Linked DNA regions of Homo sapiens: all the other regions are linked to region 1. The links are chromatin contacts, found by Hi-C or POLR2A ChIA-PET in ENCODE. All regions are on one chromosome and are shown on one strand. The core of a region is the stretch at or near the end of the contact, and the rest is flanking DNA. Distances in the headings are between cores, read along the strand shown.

Region 1 (4,813 bases), core at 1,039-3,538:
ATGGTAGAAGGTTGTAACATTTGAGAGGCTCCAGATCCTTCCAGATGCCTCCTTTGATTTGGTGTTGCATAACAAAACAACACACCCTGAATATTTGCTCCATTTAAATATATTTAAAGAGTCCCAAAATGAATACCATAGATTCTGTATCAGCGGGTATGTGTTTTAAAGCAGGTTGTCCATAGCATGGCCAAGTTTTTGCTCTTGTTCTATCAGGTTATTTAAAAACAAGACTTTACTATCTATTCAAAATGACACCTGATCTAGGTTACCTTTATCAAGTGTAAATGGGAACCTGCAGTACAGGATGCTTTTAATATGATACATTGACTCCTTGTGTTAGTATCAGCTTTGTCTCTTCCTTGCTTTTTGGCCATGACCAAGTTAATCACTAATGGCCTTAATTTTCTCATCCATAACATGAGGATAACAACGTCCATTTTCCTTAAGTTTTTTTTGATAATTAAATGAGTTAATATATTAAGACCCTTATAGCAATGCTTGATAAAAACAAACAGTAGCCATTATTAAGTGCTATGTATATCCTACTGTAGCAGACCAGGCTGGCACTGATCCTTGGTCACTTGCTGCTGAACTTTGGGAGAGCGGAAGTAGCACTACAGAATCATAGAATCGAAAGGGACTTTAAAGACTTTAGCAAAAATCTCCAGCTTTAGAAAGGAGGAAACTGAGGTCTATCAGGGAAAGGTGACTTGCACAAGTTCACACGTAGCTGGTTTGTGATGGAGTCAGGATTAGAACCCAGGTTACCCAGTGTGCAACGAATACAAAAAAGCGCTCACTTGGAAGCAGGAGACTTACTGTGTGGTTGGGATCCACCATGAAGTGAATAGATCATAGGGTGGAGGAAATTCATGAGCAGGCAGTGTTTAAAGATGTAAGGAAGCAGCCCCCTTCCCCCACCCTAAATGACACTCTCATCTGTTCACCAGTGCTGAATAATGATAGTTAATAACAATAAGTGGCATGCATTATTCTTTAATAAGTATTTGTTAAGCTTGTTCTGTGTGTCAGCCTTTCTGTTACAATGCTTATATATATTATCTTAATACTCACTACAGTTTTATGAGTTGACTATTATTGGTAGCAGTATTTACTCAATAAATGGTAATGATTACTATTTCTACCTCCTTGCTATGCTAGGCTGTTAGCATGACTCCATCTCTCTACCTCAGGCTGCGCACTTAATCCATTCTAACCCTGCTGGTTACCAGAACTGCCAATTCTCTGTTTAGATCTACTTTGCCTAAGATGACACACTTGCCAGAGCACACTCTCCCAAGGACCTGAAGCTCTGTCTGTCCTTCAAGGTGCCTTCCTGACTTTCACAGCCAGCTCCAGGGGAGGTTCTAGCCTTACCCCACTCCCTCCTTCCGGCTATCAACTGCGCCATGCCTGCCCAATACCAAGATAGCAGAGATTTTTTCTAGGAAAGGGTTTTGATAAAGGTTAGCACTCACTGATGATGCTTGGCTATCGGGGTTAGTTGTTTGTGTTAAGTAGGTCGGGGCAGGCAGAGTGGTGAGGATGTCCAGCTTTAAAGTAAGGCTGAAAGAAAAACAGAAGATAGCACGTGTAGAAACATTACCAAGTTAACTGTAACATGAGTGAGAGGAAGCACACACACCAAAATACACACAGGGGGTCACAGTGTTTTTTTTCTAAATCATTTCTGAGTACACCTGGGCATCTCAATCTAGAGGCACAAAGACTGGTCAATTGTAGTCAGACAAAGAATACTTAGCTAAATTTTGAAAACTTATACTTTTTAAAACTTCATTATAAATACTATAGCTATACAAAGAAAAAATTGTAAAATATTCATAGTGCTTATTTCTTAGTAGGATCATAGATAATTCTTATGTTCTTTTATATATTATTTTTCTCCAAAATTTTTTTACAATAATACTGTTTTGCTTTCTAATGATACAATGTTTTAAAAATCTAGATTCTTTTTTTTTTTGAGATGGAGTCTTGCTCTGTCGCCCAGGCTGGAGTGCAGTGGCCTGATCTAGGCTCACTGCAAGCTCCGCCTCCCGGGTCACGTCATTCTCCTGCCTCAGCCTCGCGAGTAGCTGGGACTACAGGCACCCGCCACCACGCCTGGCTAATTTTTTGTATTTTTGGTAGAGACGGGGTTTCACCATGTTAGCCAGGATGGTCTCGATCTCCTAACCTCTTCATCCGCCCACCTCGGCCTTCCAAAGTGCTGGGATTACAGGCGTGAGCCTCCGCACCTGGCCTAGATTCTTAAAAATATATTAAAGACAAATACAGCATGGAGACTCTTTAAGATTTTAATGATTTAAATACTTCTTTATCTAGCCCTTGTCAGAAATCTGGAAACATTGAATAGGCTGGTAATACCTCTCGTTTGCAAGCCAGGAGTTATTTGTGAAAAAGGAAGTCACAGTGAAAGAACAGAAAAGCCTTAGTTATTATGCAACAGACAGGTTTCAGAAGTCCCACAGTGTCTCAACACAGTTATCACCCCAAGTCATAGTTGTCAGAAGAAAACCTTGTTAAGACTACAGCTGCCCATGCACAAATTGAAAGTGAACGGGAGGAAACCAAGCAGTTCCTTCCAGCCAAGTTCCTTCCACAAGGCATGGCCCTTCCGGTAACCCCAACTGCTCCTATTCAGCCTCTTTTGAATGCCCAGCTCATCAAGAGTTGGCCTTTCATTTCACTCTGCTGACAAGGTTCAGTCATTAACAAAGGCCAACCAGGGGTTCAATGTGAACTCAAGTGCAGATATCAAGTTACGGTTGAAAATATGCATCTGAAGTTTAAGGTGAAGTTTGGGCTGGAGACAGGAATTTGATGATTACCAATAAATATGTGGTATTTACAACCATGAACTGAATGAAGTCACCGAGGAATAGGTTTAGATGGAGAAAGGAAGATAGTTTGAGACTGAGCCTTTGCATACTCCAACATCAAGAGATCTAGAAGAAGAGGAGGAACCAGCCAAAAAGACTAAGGAGTGATCAGTAATACAGGAGGAAAACCAAGAGAGTATGGTTTCCTGGAACACAGCAGAGGAGGGAGGCTTTATGTCACATGTTTTTGGCACATCAACTAAGATAAGGAGTAAGAATTGACTGCTGGAGGCCGGGCATGGTGGCTCACGCCTGTAATCCCAACAGTTTGGGAGGCCGGGGCAGGTGAATCACTTGAGGTCAGGAGTTCGAGACCAGACTGCCCAACATGGTGAAAACCCATCTCTACTAAAAATACAAAAATTAGTCGGATATGGTGGCAAATGCCTGTAATCCCAGCTACTTGGGAGGCTGAGGCACAAGAATCGCTTGAACATGGGAGTTGGAGGTTGCAGTGAGTCAAGATTGCCTCATTGCACTCCAGCCTGGGTGACAGAGGGAGACTCCCATCTCAAAAAAAGTAATAATAAGAAGAATTGACGGCTGGATTTAGCAACATGGAGTTGATCAGTGACTTTGACAAAATTTGTTTCAGTGGCATAATGGGACAAAAGTCTAATTAGAATGCGTTTAAAAGAGAATGGGAAGAGAGAGGTTGGAAGCTCAAGTAGAGACAATTCTTTCAGGGAATTTTGCTAAAAAAGACAATAACTACTGATGAAAGTGAGATGAAGAGATTTTTCTTCTAAGATGAAAGAAATAATGGCATATTTGTAAACAGATAGGAATGAGCCAAAGGAGAGCAAAAGCTTGACGATGTAAAAGATTGAGAGAGGAAGAGGAGAGAAATACTGCTGCCCTTGAATAGAAACACAGTTGGACTTAGTGCCCAAATGGAGTGCTTGGTTTTAGATAAGAGCATGGGTGGTCCCTCTCTGATAGCAGAAGGGAAGACAGAGTATGGGATGCAGCTGCTGTTAGATTCGTAGAAGGGAGTGGGAGCCTGTGGAAGTCCTCGTCTGATGAGGATGAGGATGGAGGAAGAAGAGACAGCGTGAAATAGTCACCTAAGTGAGCAGAAGGTAAACGGATCATAAAAGTACAGTAAGGGTTCAGGAGTAGGATCCATAGAGGTCCCAGTGGGATTTTAGGATTGTTGGATTTTGGAGACTAAAAGGGGACAAGATGGGTAGTAGTGAATAGCGAGAGAGATTCGTGAATTTGAAAATCTGGAAGGGTTGCTGTGATTGATGATAACAAAATTTAGGCTGTATGACCATGGAAGTGAATGACTGAGGTTGTGTCAAGGACAACATCTTTGGAAGAAAGGATTTCAAGGAATGGAGAGTCCTGGATCATCACATGATTATTGAAATATCGAAGAATAAGAGTGATTTGGAGAGACCAAGTGATCCAGGAGCCAAAATGCCCTGAGAACTGGCAGCTGATAGCAACAATGAAGGGCAGTGGGATAATAGAATCTGGTGACATGAATTCCAAAGGTGGGGATAGGAGTGTGTGAAAGCAAGGTTCATAAGTGGCAGTTAAGAACAGGAGACCTCGACCTAGGATGGTGGTTTAGGGGCTGTAGGAGAATAAGCTGGCCTTTGAGAGGGTTATAGGAGAGTTGAAAAATGTAAATTACTGGGAAGAGTAATCCATTGCCTTTTTTTTTTTTTTTTTTTTTTTTGAGACAGTCTCACTCTGTTGCCCAGGCTGGAGTGCAGTGGCCTGATCTCGGCTCACTGCAACTTCCACTTCCTGGATTCAAATGATTCTCCTGCCTCAGCCTCCTGAGTAGCTGGGATTACAGGCACGCGCCACCACACCTGGCTAATTTTGTATTTTTAGTAGAGACAGGGTTTCACCATGTTTTGTCCAGACTGGTCTTGAACTCTTGACCTCACATG
Region 2 (4,813 bases), core at 901-3,400, 1.5 Mb after region 1:
GATTGGTATCTACTAGCAAATTAGCATACTTTTTCGTCTGAGTAAGTTTAAAGTCTTTTGCTGAATGTCTGACAGAATTATATTGAGTCAAAGCAATAAAGATGGTGATGAATTCTATACATTCTACCTCTTAAAGGTAGTTTTGGTTCAGAGAAGAGAATTTTGGATTACAATTACATAATTATGCCAAAATGTGTTTACAAGAATAAGTAGGCAACAATTGCTCCTTCTTAACAACTGCAACTTTGGCAAAATGCATAACTTTCAGAGATTCTCAGGATCTAAGAGAAAAAGATTCATTAGAACTGTAGACATTAATGATGTCTAGTTGAAAACATATTTTCAGCAGTTAGCACTTCTAGAATTGGCATCAGCTTAAATGTTTTTAATCTGCTCACATAAAAGGAAATTATATATTAAATGTTCAAAGCAATTATTTTTTGTGTTTAACAAAATCTTGCATTAGGAATATGACATAGATGAAAATGAAGTACATAAAAATAAACAAATTGCCTCTCTCACTTTTGGCAGCACCTAATTTTATGCAGTTATCTTTAATATTATATCAACTACTCATTTTTCCACAAATATGCATGAAAATCATGTTAAATATTTTTTAAAGGCATTTGCTATCTCTTGAGCGAAATTCTTGATATTCTGCTCTTATAATATTCCCAAGGACAATAAAAAAGTATACGCTGTTTTCAAGGGCAATTGCTCATTAGCAGTGGAGCTGACATGTCCAATTCAAAGCATTGGTAAGTCAGCCCCGAGTGAAATGGACACAGCTGGATTACTTTACCTAGTTTTACATGGCTAATTCAAAGTACAGCTTATTGATTTAAGGATAAAACATCATACCCTGTTAAACAATGTAGCTTGGCACCCATTTGACTTAGGAAAAATCTAATTCAATACAGCCAAATGTTTATATATACAAAGGAAAGTACTAAGACACTACGATGAAGATTAACAAGTAGTTTTTAAGACTACATTGCAGACATGTTTACATCACTAAGTATGTTTTGCTTAAAGTGTTCTAGATTTCCTGAGTTATTAAAATATATAAAACAAAAATATAACTCATATACTTAAACGTATACACACATATATACCTGAAAATAAAAATTGATAAATAGCATCACATCAAACTATTTTAAAGCAGGAATATACAGAGACTGTAATGTGGAGACTTCAATAATTTGGACCAGAAGGAATAATGGTCCTCTGTGCGAAGAGGACAGAAAACTGGGGCCAGAGCTGAGGGAATTAACCTGGCTTTTTTGCTGAGTTCGCATCAGAAGGGTGGCCAGCATCCAACATATAATGTTCAAAGGGTGGTGAACTCTTTGGACAGAGGGCAAGGCAGAAAAGATCTGCAAGAGTAGCCACAGTCAGTATTGGGTAGATGGCCATGTGGCTCCTGATGATCTCTCAGTAGACCAGGATTATAGGGAGCAAGATGAAGCCCCCAAAAGCTGAGCCAGTGCCCCTGTGTTCTAGTCTCAGGGGATAATGCTGCTGAAGGCCTGAAAAGCACAGCTATTTAAATGGTGTGCAGATTTTACAATCAGTTAGACCTGGATTATAATCCTAGCTCTCCCACATACTTGTCATGTTATGTAACCTTTTTAAGTTTAACCTCTCTAAATCTCAGTTTAATCACTGATAAAGTAGAGCTAAAAATACTTAGTTCAGAATATTTTGTGAGGATCATGTGATGTAGAATCTAGTGGTTAAGGATTCAGGGACTGAGAATGTAAAGATTAAATTATAGGTTCTGGAACCGGACTCCTTGGATGCCAATTTATGTATTTGGGTAATTTTACTTAATTCTCTCTGCTTCAGTTTTCTCATCTCTGTGAATGGGGAGCTAAGTGCTCCTATCTTTTAGGGTTTGTTGTTAATGCCGGGTATGTAATAGTAATCAATGAGGTTAATTATCATTATCTGTGCCATTATATGAACATACAAAAGACTTTTGTTGTTGCTACTATTTTTGTTATTAAGACAAGAATATTTACATGAGCTAAACATGGCAGTGATGAGAAAGCTGTGATTAGTGAAGACCTGTGAAACCAGGGCTCCTCTAAAATTTAAAGCCACAAGCTTAATTCCAGATATGTTGAAATAGGTTCTATGCTGAGCATGTGTGATTTGCCATTACCAAGAATGACTCAGCATCTGAGTAAGTAAGGATCACTCTAAATGAAAAGGCCATAAGCTAAGGCTGAACAAGAAAAGGGAAGTGAGAAAATACAAGACCATGCAGCCAGCATTGTAAGTTTTAAGAAGAAAACTAGATACGTGCCTACTGAGAATTTTGTTATGTCTTTCTCAGAGTTATTATAACATCCCTGGCTTGTTCTGCTCTGCTAAGAAGCTGCTGAAGATGTGTCACAATAAGTCATTTCTCACTGGGATCATCCCTTTAATTGCATTTTTAAAAAATGTACACTAAAGAACATTACTAGACACTTAGATTCTCAAGATCTTAATTTCCTTAGCTGAAAAATTGAGGGATTGTATAAGTTCTGTAATAACCTTTCAATTGATAAGTTATATGATTCTATGATCACATACCATATTTGGCTTTCCCTAGCATGCCACCTTCAGAGAGAGGAATGTGTGATAGTTGTAGCCACATTTTAGGAAGGTCCTTAGGGAACTTCATGTAATTAAAAACCTTTGGTTAAAGTCCACTGCCATAAATTCAGTGCTATAATGGGCTCTATTCAGTAGAGATTTCAATTTATAACATGTGTACATTAAATAAGGTAATTTATAATGAACCAAAGCCTGAGGGAGATCTGACTATTTTTCAGTACATTGTATTTTACCATTTTCTATTACAGGGTAGAACTGCCTATAAGGGGAATTGCTTCAAAATTTATGTTACGATTCATATTGGAAGCTTCTCACTTCACTTGATTCATTAAATCTTATAGCTATTCTAAATTCTGAAGTACTCCTGGCTTTGTACATATTATCTGTCTCAATAGTCATCATTACTTCTTCAGAAGCATTTTGCTTTTTTTCTCCTATGATATATGATGAAGCAACAATTATAACTGACATCTTCTAAGAGTAGCATGTGGCACCCTGTGCTCAGTGGGTGAGCTGCATTATCTCATTTAATCTTCATAGGAACCCTGCAAGGCAGGTGCTATCAGTACCGCTATTTTATAGAAGAGTAAACTGAGGTTTTGACAGTGTCACTATCTTGCTCTGGGTTACACAAGTGGCGAAGTTGGGACACTCTGGCTACTAATTTCACACTTCTAATTACTCAGCTTTCTAGATGACCATGAGGGAGGGATTGACAACAAAGATGGCAAAAGCTTCTGCATTTAAATGTGCAACCTTCACTAACAAAAAAACCTCAAAATGTTCAAGTGTACTTTGAGCACTTACCGTTATTTTGTAGAATTTGGGAATTCTTTCTAACGGCAAGTATTTTGTTTTCTAAAAGTCTGTCCACTGTACTTTTCTCAGATGGACAAATCTATTAAAATCTATTTTTAGTAAAACTAACAATTCATCCATGCTTTCAGTAAGTTCAGTAATTATTTCTTTTTGGAAGTGGCTTATAAAACTTCCCTGGAGCATCTTTGCCTTTTATGCTCTTGAAAAAATAAATTATTCTGAGTTCCCTCTGTCCTTAAAGAGCTGTTATTACTAACTGAATCCTTAGCATCACAAATAGGCCAAGGGGTAAGAGGCTTTTATTGATACTGTTCATTAAAATATTCATAACTAGGAATTTAAGATGCATTCCCTGTTGAGTGCAATCAAGCTATTATTGCATTTGTGTATCTTTCACCTAGCTTTTTGGAAGTAATTTTCCAAACTATAAAAAGTGTTAGATCTTATAAGTGGAGCACATACTTTTGGTGTATTGTGGGAGACTGGGAATGTGACAGACGCTTTTTCTCTCCCCAGGATGTCTTGTCAATTAATTCTTTAACCACTAATTGATGGGTGGTACAAGACACTGGGCTAGGTACTTTGACAGATACGGAAAATACAAGTATATGGTCCCTGGGACAAAAAGATGTATATTTAAAGAAATCAAGAACAACTTATAAAGTCTCACGAGAATACTGACAGCACTAAATTCTTTACAGAGAGAGGAATTTGTGTGGTGTTGTTTTGGAAGATTTAATAGAAGTGGTGAGCTTTGAGCTTGTTTCTGAAGGATGAACAGGAGGTAAAGGCCGGGAGGGATACAATAAACTAAATCTAGAGGCAGGGCCATAACCTCAAGACATGCTCAGGACAGCAAATATGTCCTCCCAGCTAAAGGGAATATGTGTGTAAGGGCAAAATGAAAAAAAAAAAAAAATGAGGATAGTGTGTATCCAGGTGGTAAAGAAGCTTGAAGGCTAATTTAAGAAGTTGGATCTTAATCATCAAAAGAGGCAATGAAAGTTTGTAAAATGGATAATCAACATGGTGGTAAAAACAATTTTTAAAGAAAGATAAAAATCATGACTCTCCTACAAGGAAGAAAATAAACATTCATTAAAGATGATATTGTGACGGTGGCCTGCAGTCACCTCATGGCCATCCAGAATTACAAGGCTGTCTGCAGAGATTTGAAAAATGGCAACAAATGAAAGTGTCAGCATCTTTAGTTCAGCATCCTTGGCTGTGGAGTATGTAGATTCACTTTCACCTGAGAATCCTCTGCAAGAACCATTTTAAAATGCGTGGAACTATATGCATTTTATATGAAATAAAATAAAATGTATAATTACATGTTGAATAACTATACAAAGTTCCAAACTGCAAGTAACTTGAAAAATCTTTT
Region 3 (4,813 bases), core at 1,580-4,079, 1.3 Mb after region 1:
TGCCTGCAAAATTACAAACTCTTTATTCACACTTAGTAGTAGCTTTGTCACTATTCAACAATACAACAAGATAATCTTTAGCTGTGGACTTAAAAATAAAATGCATTCTGGCCGGGCACAGTGGCTCACACCTGTAATCCCAGCTCTTTTGGGAGGCCAAGGCAGGTAGATACACTCAGGAGTTCGAGGCCAGGCTAGCCAACATGGTGAAACCCTGTCTCTACTAAAAATACAAAAGTTAGCTGGGCCTGGTGGTGGGTGCCTGTAATCTCAGCTGCTCAGGAGGCTGAGGCAGGACAATTGCTTGAACCTGGTAGGTGGAGGTTGCAGTGAGCCGAGATCACGCCATTGCACTCCAGCCTGAATGACAAAAGCAAAACTCCATCTCAAAAAAACAAAAAAACAAAATAAAATGCATTCTTACACACATAATAAACACAGTATTTGTAGGCATCATTACTGACAAATGTTAAGTTACTACAATGCAAACCAGGCACTCTAGATCTGGGTACTGAAAGCCATTTAATGTGTGGGTTTTCTTTCATTGAGAGCTTTCTTTCACTTTGTCTCTCATAGAATCCTCACTTTTGGTTCTTCCTATATTTTCTTTCCCCACTCCCTCCCTCTGGTTCTATAGGGAAGGGCGTGTTGCCAAGGTACTGAACCATTTTGCTGGACCCTAAGAAGGAAATGAGGATGTTTCAGTGTTTCCAACTCTAAGATAGTGGTTCAATGGGTAGTTTGGTGGATGGTGCTATCCCACAGATTTCTAATACTGGAGAAGGAAAGGTAATTTTCTTGGAGGCACTTCTTGGGATCAATGGGAGAAGTGATGACAGAATACAATTATTTTTAGTTGATCACCTGGAGACTATCTATTTAGCCACATTATTCAAGTCTGGAGTGTATCTGTACTCAACTATTGTGTTAAGAACAGTACAAATAAACAACTTCGGCACAGTATCCTATCCCACCCAAATATACTTCATGTCGAGATTTATGTTTCACTTAAGCAAATTTTAATGGTAGGAAGCTTCAGAAAAGGGGAAGAGGGAACTTAGTGAAAAATATTACAGACTGATAGTGTTGAAGGAAGCTAACCTAGAATTTAAAAAATCCTTAGAGAATCTATGAAATAGAGACTCTTGATGGAGATAACTAGTTTCTTTTAAACTCTCATTTGTGACTATTAAATGTCTACTTTTCCATTTATAAAATGTTCCCTATATTAAGAGTTTTTATACTGAAGCAATTTTACTAGGTTCATTTGCATACGCATACTTAAAGCTCAGTTTCAAGGTATCAGTGACCTCCTCCTTGGAAAGCTAACACTGATTGGCCTAGAGTACATAGTTTCAGGCCTTTACCATGACATGCATGGACCTCCATAACGTGGCACACTCTTACTGAGCTCTCTCCCTTTTTAATTCCACACCAATTACCTTGAACTTTGGTTAGTTGCCTATTTCACCAAGCATTTTTAATGTAATTCCTTGCTGGTAACGCCTAGCTAGGCAATCTTGATTTAATTTTCCATGAGCTTATACATTCTTCAAGAAAGAGCCCAAGTTTCCTCCAGAAATACTTCTCTGAAATCCACCCACTGTGCTTTCACAGCATACTGTGCTTGTTTGATTTAAATTTCACACCGAGACCATCTGCTTATATACCCATATCTCCTACTAAACCTCAAGATAAGGAAAGGCAAGGACCATGTCTTACTTATTTTTGGTATCCCTTGAACCTAACATGAGCCTAACACATTGCCTGAGACATATTAGCAGCTCAATCAACATTAATTGAATTGAACAGTATGCGAAAGGGAAGATGCAATATGAAATCAGTTAAAAAAGGGAAGTGGAACTACGGGTATTTTTTATTATTAACATTTTCCTTTAAAAGGAGGATTTAAAACTCCTATTCTTCTAGTCATTTGCATATTTATTCTTTTAACAAGTATATACCAAGTGTCCATGTATTAGAGCCTATATTAGATGAGGAATATGATGGCCCCTAAATTTTAAAAAATACTCAGAAAATACAAAATGTAATAGGACATCAACGGATATAACAGATATCCATGTGATACATAAAGGATATCAATTCAAATTTTCAAAGCATACATGCTTGGCTATTACTACAGATAAGTCAGTTGAAACATCAAATGAAAGCAGTTAAGTCAGTTCAAAGAGTCTTCAGAAAAAATAATAACATTTAACCACAGGATGTGGTCAATCTCCTGTCAGACCACAAATAGTCACCAGCTGCAGATAAGTCTATGATTAGAAATGTTTTCAGCCAGCACCACAGTGTATTGGTTTGTGAAAGAGAACAGGCAAGGTAGGGGGTTGGTGATTAGAAGTGAAGCTGGGTGGCCATGATCCTATAAATTTACCCATTACAACAAATTAAAGAGGGCTTATTCAAAGGGCTGTACAATACCTCTCTATTTTGGCTGCCAAATGCTTAGAAGAGTTACTTTCACGCAGAAGTCAAAAAAAAGGCTGGCCATGGTGGCTCACGCCTGTAATCCCAGCACTTTGGGAGGCCAAGGCGGGTGGATCAGTTGAGGCCAGGAGTTCAAGAACAGCCTGGCCCACATGGTGAAACCCCGTCTCTACCAAAAATACAAAAATCAGCTGGGCGTGGTGGTGCATGCCGGTAATCCCAGCTACTCAGGAGGTTGAGGTAGGAGAATCGCTCGACCCCGGGAGGCAGAGGTTGCAGTGAGCCGAGATCATGCCACTGCACTCCAGCCTGGGAGACACAGTGAGACTCTGTCTCAAAAAAAAAAAAAAAAGAAGTCACACAAAAAAAACGAATAATTGAACACACGTGTGCAAGATAAGATGCCATAGATCATAATCTTTGCCACCCAGATGACAGAATCACCTTAATTTGAGGTTTAAATCACTTTTGGGAATGTTGAAACATGGAGAAAAGACAGAAAACTAGGATAAATTCACTTTCCTGGCCTTTTCTGAACTCAACAGTCTGCTTTCCTACAGAATAGAAAAAAAATTAGTAGAGGCTATTAATGAGTTCAGAGTTTAGATGCACTTTTGGAAGATTTTGTGGTGTTATTTGATATTCTAAAATAACAATCAGAATTTCTACATATTTTCATCATTGTAAAATGTTTTACTTTCTATTATTTATTCTGTGAAGTTATTATTTTTTCTTTTCAATATTATCTTCAGTTGCCACTAAGAATAGGAGAGTTTCATGCTAAAGGGGGAAGGCTGAAGAGAAGAAACGTCTCTCCCTTTTTCACAATGGAAAGTAGCAAAAGAGACTGTTTTCTGACTGTGAATCAGCTTAGTAATACTGGTCCAGTTCAAAGAGCAGGAATCCCCTTCTTTTAAAAACCATGTATCTTCCTAAAGCTCTGAATGTTCAATTCTTTGTACTTTTGCAATATATGTGTAGAGTTCAGTCATTTTTAAAAGTCCAATTTACCTTTTGAAGATGAAACATAAGTTTTCTCCTCTACTGCTCTCACCTATGCCCAAATCATTGTCATTTTTTTTCTTTGACTCCTCCAATATCCATTTTCCTCCACTTCCATTCTGCCCTCCTATAATCCCTTGCCACACTGCAGCAAGAGAGAGCTTTGTATAATGAAATCGGATTATTTCATATTTCCGATCTTTAAATCTTCCAACACCTTTCTAGAACACACAGCATAATATCTAAATTCCTCTTTCTGGCCTACAAGGCCTTTGAGCTCTGGCCCACACCTATCTCATGTATTATTTCATATCCTTGCACCCTAGGACTTGGGATGTTTCATGCCACACTGGCCTTTGTTCTGCTCCTCATTGAAGCCACATTTTCTCAGGGCTGTACCCATTGTTCACACTGAGTGGAATATCTACTCACAGATCTTCTCAACATTTAGGTTCTTCTCCTGAAACATCATAGCAACCATTCCCGATCACCCTCTAAATCAGCCATCAGCCCCTAGTTACGCACCAAATATCACCCTGTTTTCTTCATAGCACTAGAACTAAAATGATTTGCTGGGTTTCTTTGGTCATTTACTCATTATCCATCCCCTCCTCCTTCAACTACTACAATGTCAGTTCTGTCTTGTCCATTACTGTATTCCAGGACTTGGCAGAGTATATGCATATAGCAGGCATGCAATAAACGTCTACTGACTGAATTACTTAAAAAAAATCAGATGCACTAACACTGAGATCAAACAACCAAAAAAGCAGACTAGAGTCAAGCCGTGAACATTATACATGTTCAGACCCCAAACATAACAACTGAGATCTTTTTTTTCTTTTCTTTTCCTTTTTTTTTTTTTTTTTGAGATGGAGTCTCGCTCTGTCACCCAGGCTGTAGCACAGTGGTGCAATCTTGGCTCACTGTAACCTCTGCCTCCTGGGTTCAAGCAATTCTCCTGCCTCAGCCTACCCAGTAGCTGGGATTACAGGCACCCGCCACCAAGCCTGGCTAATTTTTGTATTTTCAGTAGAGACGGGGTTTCACCATGTTGCCCAGGCTGCTCTCGATCTCCTGACCTCAGCTGATCTGCCTGCCGCAGCCTCCCAAAGTGCAGGGATTACAGGTGTGAGCCACTGCACCCGGCCAGCTGAGATCTTTTGATCTGACATCTATGATCCTGTTATACAGGGGGAAATCTTAGATCCCCACATAAAATTTTACATTTCTAAGCTTTATAATTCTTATAAAACTATATAAAATAGTCTGATTTTTCAGGTATCTCAAAGCAAATATGGATGAAATTTGAAATTGGTTAAAATGACAAGCATGGAAGTTAGTCACCTTATGTTAGAACAAC

What was found. Hi-C counts contacts between places; a loop is a spot of excess contacts on that map. ChIA-PET counts read pairs that join two places held with the same protein, here RNA polymerase II (POLR2A). Pooled maps may share reads with other maps.
Region 2: a pooled map shows a loop between it and region 1 (2.8-fold over the local background). The contact joins two enhancer-like sites. A Hi-C loop is called at or near these places in 3 of 37 single-sample maps with no recorded cell type and 2 of 50 pooled maps. POLR2A ChIA-PET finds 5 or more read pairs at or near these places in 1 of 52 experiments (CD4-positive, alpha-beta T cell).
Region 3: a map with no recorded cell type shows a loop between it and region 1 (3-fold over the local background). The contact joins two enhancer-like sites. A Hi-C loop is called at or near these places in 1 of 37 single-sample maps with no recorded cell type. POLR2A ChIA-PET finds 5 or more read pairs at or near these places in 1 of 52 experiments (activated CD4-positive, alpha-beta T cell).

Annotation. Positions count from the first base shown.
Region 1 is chr4:112,310,308-112,315,120 of GRCh38, forward strand. All of the region lies in intron 1 of ALPK1 (alpha kinase 1), which reads left to right. Among named protein-coding and RNA genes, the nearest start is that of ALPK1, 15 kb to the left of the region's middle. Within about 2 kb of position 2,289, at least 5 of the 41 ENCODE cell types and tissues checked have a DNase peak (open chromatin) inside an H3K27ac peak, as active enhancers do.
Region 2 is chr4:113,835,446-113,840,258 of GRCh38, forward strand. No RefSeq gene overlaps it. Among named protein-coding and RNA genes, the nearest start is that of CAMK2D, 76 kb to the left of the region's middle. Within about 2 kb of position 2,151, at least 3 of the 41 ENCODE cell types and tissues checked have a DNase peak (open chromatin) inside an H3K27ac peak, as active enhancers do.
Region 3 is chr4:113,562,867-113,567,679 of GRCh38, forward strand. The region is part of intron 4 of CAMK2D (calcium/calmodulin dependent protein kinase II delta); the gene reads right to left. Among named protein-coding and RNA genes, the nearest start is that of CAMK2D, 200 kb to the right of the region's middle. Within about 2 kb of position 2,830, at least 3 of the 41 ENCODE cell types and tissues checked have a DNase peak (open chromatin) inside an H3K27ac peak, as active enhancers do.